Linked DNA regions of Homo sapiens: region 2 is linked to region 1. Evidence: read pairs that join two places in POLR2A ChIA-PET (ENCODE). Cell type or tissue: IMR-90. All regions are shown on one strand. Links, peaks and the distances in the headings refer to the core of each region. The heading gives the core; the rest is flanking DNA. Region 1 has its middle 6.3 kb from the start of PATE2. Region 2 has its middle 18 kb from the start of EI24.

Region 1 (2,917 bases), core at 1-2,500:
TGCGAAAGGCCATGTGGTTGTGTTGTGGAGGACATGGCTACACAGGGGCTGTGGCCCTCACAGATCACTTTAGAAGGAGGCTTGGAAGACACAAGCAAGCATGGTCGAGCCTAGCTGTCTCCTTTCCTTCTGTGTGTAGCCATCCTCTGCTTTATCTAGCAACCATTGTTATAACTTTAACACATTATGAATTTGTTCTTACTTCTTACAAAGTTACATAAAAATGTACTCTCTCACTGTCCTCCACGTTATTAAATCCCTATTGAATTATGACTAAGCAGTCAGCTACTGACAGCCCAGCCCTTGAGAAACTCTGCTTCTTTCCCGCTAACAACTCATGGCCGCACTCTTCTGAGCATTGCTCTCAGACAGGAGGAGCTTCTCACTTGAAATGACTGGAAGGTTTGCCCTCTCCCCAAGGGTGACCCACAGCCAATGGTTGACTGATATGTGTGAATAAAAGGGAGGTTAACTTGCACAAGTTGGGGCTGGGTATAGTGTCATTTATGTTCCAGAGTTATCTTTTGGACAAAGCCTGACTTCACCTGAATCACATCTTCTTCAAGCATCACCCCATTGTACCGTTTGCCTCATTCCCTTATAGTTTTCTCCTGAGAGCACTTCCTCACTGCATTATTTGCATCAGAATCCTCTTCTCAAGTTCTGCTTCTGTGGAACCTGGCCAAAGACAGTTGGTAACAGGAGTGGTCACAAAAAGCAGGCCATAATAAGGAATATTGCATTGGATTGTTCAACTGGCTAAATGTCAATGAGTACCCTATGGTGGTATTTGGAGTACTGACCGTTGCTGATATGTGGTAGCAGTGTGATTGTTAAAACTTTCAATTGTGGTGAACTTGGACTTAGAAGAGGTGGAAGATGAATTTGCTTGTGGGTATCTCTGACTCTGAGAAATGCAGAGATGATAGTGATGATAAGGATTGTGGCATTGGATGGCTGTTGCTAAGCATGATTGGAGCACCAAAGACAGAAAATAGCAGGCTCGTATTTATTAATCCAAAAATTTAGAGCAAAGTGTGAGTCAGAGGCCTTTCTTGGCAGCATTTAGAAATACCTTCATTTCTTGCAGCTGATAATGAGGCAAGGCATTCAACTGTAAGGGTTGGAGAACTTTAGAGAGAATGAAATTCTTAGCCCAGACAAGTCTCCTGAGCCAAAGTCAGGGCCCTCATAAGGAAGGAGTGTGACTCTGAGACTTGGGATAATGGGGATATCTGGATTGGTATACTTAACTCCTTAAGCCCTGAAATTTTTCTTTTGTCCCAATGACCATGCAGGAAGATAGCAGTCTTCTTGCTAGAACAGCATGGAAAGACCACAAAAATGTCTTACAGGATAATGCCTGACTTTCCCAGGATCTGCCCGTACTTTCTCTGCTGGCAACCAGAGCAATGAATTGGGTCAAAGCTCATCATAGAAAAACTGGGGAAGTGCTGCTCTTTTTAAGGGAGGAGAGGGATTTGACACTGAAGGAGCTGAAGAGCCTACCTGACATATTCTGGCTACAACTGGGAGAACATACCTGGAAGTAAATTCTGAGGGTGCTGGATTGATAAGGATGGAATATGAAACCAAATAAGGGAGAATTTTTTTATGTGGCACTTTCCCATGATAAGTGCACTGGAGACTGATTGTTCCTGATCCACCGATGGATGGCTCTTGACAAGTTGCAAAAAGTGTCAGCCCACATTAAATAAAGTAGAAATGCAAAAACTGCCTTGTCAGATTGCGGAAGAGGGGAACGAAAGGCTCAGAGAATTCAGCATGTTAGAGTAGATCACTTATGTAAGTTTGGAAGAAATACTTGCTGGCCTGTATCAGGGAAGTAAAAATCTGCAGGTGAAGGATTTGTCAGCATAATTGAGAAGATCACTAGTGACTTTCCTCTGTAGGCTGGAGCTGATGGAAAGAGGCGCTGCCACAGAATTGGGCTCCCTAAGAACGGGGAAGATAGGATCACGAGCTAGGAAGAGCCAGGTGTCAGCACTTAATCATCAGATTCGAGGTAGGCAAAATTCCTGTAATGGGTAGCAAGACTGGATGGTAGCCATAGAATCCTGGCCCCTAGAACTCTACAGAGATAACGAATAAAACCTGGTTTTCTTAGGAACAAGTTGTGTGCTCCTCCAAGAGTAGTGCTTAATACATATGATCAAAAGAAATAAAAAATGAATGAGCAGAATATGGGCTTCAACTGACGAATGACAAGTCATAATCCCTTGCCTAGTTTTCATACCCGAGCCAGTTCTCAGACCCAGGAACATTAAGCCAATGGCCATTATATGGTGTAGTGCCCCCGACAGACAGAAACGTGAGTTTGGAAACCAACAAGCTTGGAGATCCATTTGGGAGACCACTTGGGGGATTTGTGTTTGCTGCCCTGTAGCTTGACATCGTGTGCCTCTAGATGTCCTGATGTCCAGAGGAGAAACCCTTTCATCAGGTGACTCAGTAGGTGTCTCTCAAAACTTAAAGCTACGGCTGCCTCCTGGACAATTTGAGCTCCCTGTGCCAGTAGACTAACAGACACAGAAAGCAGTTACTATGCTGGAAGAAGTAATTGGTCCTGAACATCACAAGAAGGTAGACTACTACTATATATGAAGGCAGTAAGGAATACGTTTGGTGTTCAGGCAAACATATTCATAAACATGCCCCACTGGGGCATCTCTTGTTATTCTCCTGCCCAGTGTGAAATGTGAATAGGAAAATACAACGCCGTAGTCTCATAAGTTCATACAGACCAGGAGCACAGACCCCTCAAGGATAAGGGTCTGGGTTATCCCACCTGTCAAGCCACCTAGACCAGCAGAAGTGAGACTGGTGTGGGAGAGGAAGGACGTAATAAATATACCTTATGTCCCCTTGACCAACTGCAGCAGTGGAGAGTAGTTCT
Region 2 (2,917 bases), core at 112-2,611, 220 kb after region 1:
TCTGTAAAGTTTTAATTAATGAAAAAGGATTTGTGAGGTTGGTCTTAAGCTGTAGTCAATCTGGTGTACTTTGTGAGTCTTTCTGTATGGTTCTGTCAAAAGAAAAAGGGTACCTTAGGTTAGGATGCAGGCCCAGGACCCCATAAGCCTGCTGTTCAAGCCAGCACAACAAAATGGTCAGTAACAAACTAGGCTACAAGTCTCCATCTTGTTTCATGTCCTTGGGCACATGACCTGTAACCACATGGCAATACTTTGTTTTAGTCTCTGCCATTTTACAATGGTGGCTGTATTCTTGTACCAAGTCAATTCCTGGGTGAGGGCCACAAAATCAGATAAGCCAGTTTGTCAATCTGAGTGGTGGCAGCTGATCCATCAAGGGCAGGGTTTACAAAATATCTTAAGCACCAATCTTGAGAGCAGTTTGGGGAGGGTCAAAATCGTGTAGCCTCCAGCTGTGTGACTCCTAGGCCATGGTTTCTAATCTTGTGGCAAGGTTCTTGGTCCAGTCCCCAGGCAAGAGGGAAGTATATCTTAAGAAAGGGCTGTTATCATCTTTGGTTCAGACTATAAACTGTAAACCAGCCTCCTCCCAAAGTTGGTTTGGCCTATGCCTGGGATGGACAAGGACAACTTGGGGGCTGGATGCAAAATGGAGCTGTTTGGATCAGATCTCTTTCACTTTCTCAGTCACAATTTTGCAATGACAATTTCAAAAGCTCCTTATCACCCTTTTGAAAATACCTTTTATACTCATGGTTAAGTCATAACCTAATTAAGGCTCATTGGTTTCACCTGTGAGGTTACATTTTGTGACGTTCAAAAATTGAAAATCTTAACTGCTTGGCATGGTTAAAGTTGAGTAACAAGGGATTTAAAACGATTTTCTTAAAGAGTGCCCAGGTTAATTAAAAGTGGATATTCAATTTATAGGTAGATTTGAAAGGCCTTTATGTTTTTCTCTTCTTGGATCTTGTTTTTTTTTTGGAAAATGGTTTTTTTTTTTTTTCTTTTCAGTCAACCGAATTATTTTTCTCTATTTTTTTTTTTGTCTTCCCACTCTTAATGCATGCATGAGAGGTCCTAAGATAACTTCTGGTAGCATGGGACTCCTAGGGAAAAACAGAGGAGGCACCACAGACCCCATTTTGGGAAAAAAACCTCTGTTTTCCTCATGAAACCCCAGGAATTAAAAGCACATAGTTCTCTCTTAAAATCAAAGGTTCTGTTGTGTTTTGCATTGTGTTATCTGACAATTTTGAGTTTTGGGGGTATTAAATTACTTCACATTAGGAGAGAGTTTTGGTGTGTAATAACTAGGTAGGAAATACAGTTTAAGGGATGGCTAATAATAGTTATAAATCAGAGAAGCATGCTCTTGGCCACCTGAAAGATATGGAAACATCCCCACCCACAACTAAGAGATGAGACTCCCATGGGGGATGGGCTGATTACAAAATAAGCCAATTGGCTTTGTGTTGCCTTGCAATGAAATACACAGTAGAAGCACTGCATTGTCTTCTCTCATAGTATTTCCCTCCTTTTGGGGATCCAAAGTCCAGTATAAAATGGATCCTTTAATTTTAGAGATCTGTCTTTGCCATCAGCTGTGCCTGCTTATTAGACCCTAAAAATGCATGTCGCCTTGCCCTGTTCCTCCAAGGGCTCCACCCTGAAGCCAGTAATCTAATCAGGAAACTGGCAAATGACAAATCTTGCAAGTGCTAAATCTTCTTCTGTCTGTGCATATATATGTTGTGTGTAATATCTGTAAAAAAGAGCTGGCTCTAAAAGAAAATAAGCACTTAAATCAAATATATTTTTAGTTCACATGACTTTAATCTTTAAGAAATAAAAATAGGCTGGGCGCGGTGGCTCAAGCCTGTAATCCCAGCACTTTGGGAGGCTGACGTGGATGGATCACCTGAGGTCAGGAGTTCAAGACCAGCCTGGCCAACATGGCAAAACCCCATCTCTACTAAAAATAAAAACATTAGTTGGGCATGGTGGTGGGCACCTGTAACCTCAGCTACTCGGGAGGCTGAGGCAGGAAAATCACTTGAACCAATGAGGTGGAGGTTGCAGTGAGCTGAGATGGTGCCACTGTACTCCAGTCTGGGTGACAGAGCAAGACTCTGTCTCAAAAAAAAAAAAAAAAAAAAGAAATAAAAATAGTCTTAGGGATTATTGATAAAACGCAGGTGTCATCAAAAAGCAAATAGGTGGTCTAAATCATACAAGGTCAGATGCTAGGTTTGCTAAACGTTCCAAGGTTGTATACTGCCTGCTTTACAGATAGGCAAGGCCTGGAATACATGGAGTTAGACTCTGGAAAGAGTCCGACCTTATCTGCACTTCTGTCTGGATCCTAGGCTCCACACCTGGTGCATGATTGAAATTGCTTACTAACTAAGTTTTCACCAAAAGTAAAAGTTGCTAAGAGTTAACAGTGCAACATGTATTTAAGGTCACTAAACAGTTTTATATGCAAGGCATATAAAAACAGTAAAATATGTCTTTTAGTAAAAGATTATAAGAAAGCATGGAAATGTAAATTTTCCCAGGGATGAGGGATTATCTTAAATTTTATATGATACAGCTAAAGGTTTAAGTAAGTTGTGAAAAGATGGTAAATATTAATCTTGCAAAAAATGTACAAACATTAACTACATTCAAAAAGGTATTATGTGGTCTTTTTATAAATTGAGCATTTAAATAAAAGCACAGCAAGTTTGTCTTAAGACACTAATCTGCCCTTTAGAAAAAGGGGTTATAAAGGATTTGTAAAGATTTCACCTTATGGTCAAATTGGTTAAGATTAGATGGAATCCTTTATAAGGTTTCATTTAAATAAATTTGGATTAACATTAATAAAGTAATGCAAGGGTAAAATTTGGCCTTGAACAGGATTTTTGTG

The links. Peaks named below come from ENCODE experiments on the same cell type or tissue, not always from the same donor. Only the 100,000 strongest peaks of a DNase experiment are listed, where the experiment ranks them.
Region 2: POLR2A ChIA-PET joins it to region 1 with 8 read pairs; 2 of 35 experiments call an interaction of 5 or more read pairs at or near these places.

What each region holds. Positions count from the first base shown.
Region 1 is chr11:125,771,118-125,774,034 of GRCh38, reverse strand. No RefSeq gene overlaps it. Among named protein-coding and RNA genes, the nearest start is that of PATE2, 6.3 kb to the left of the region's middle. In IMR-90, for the core only: no CTCF peak of the experiment used is centred there; a DNase peak (open chromatin) is centred at 1,034.
Region 2 is chr11:125,549,536-125,552,452 of GRCh38, reverse strand. No RefSeq gene overlaps it. Among named protein-coding and RNA genes, the nearest start is that of EI24, 18 kb to the left of the region's middle. In IMR-90, for the core only: no CTCF peak of the experiment used is centred there; no DNase peak of the experiment used is centred there.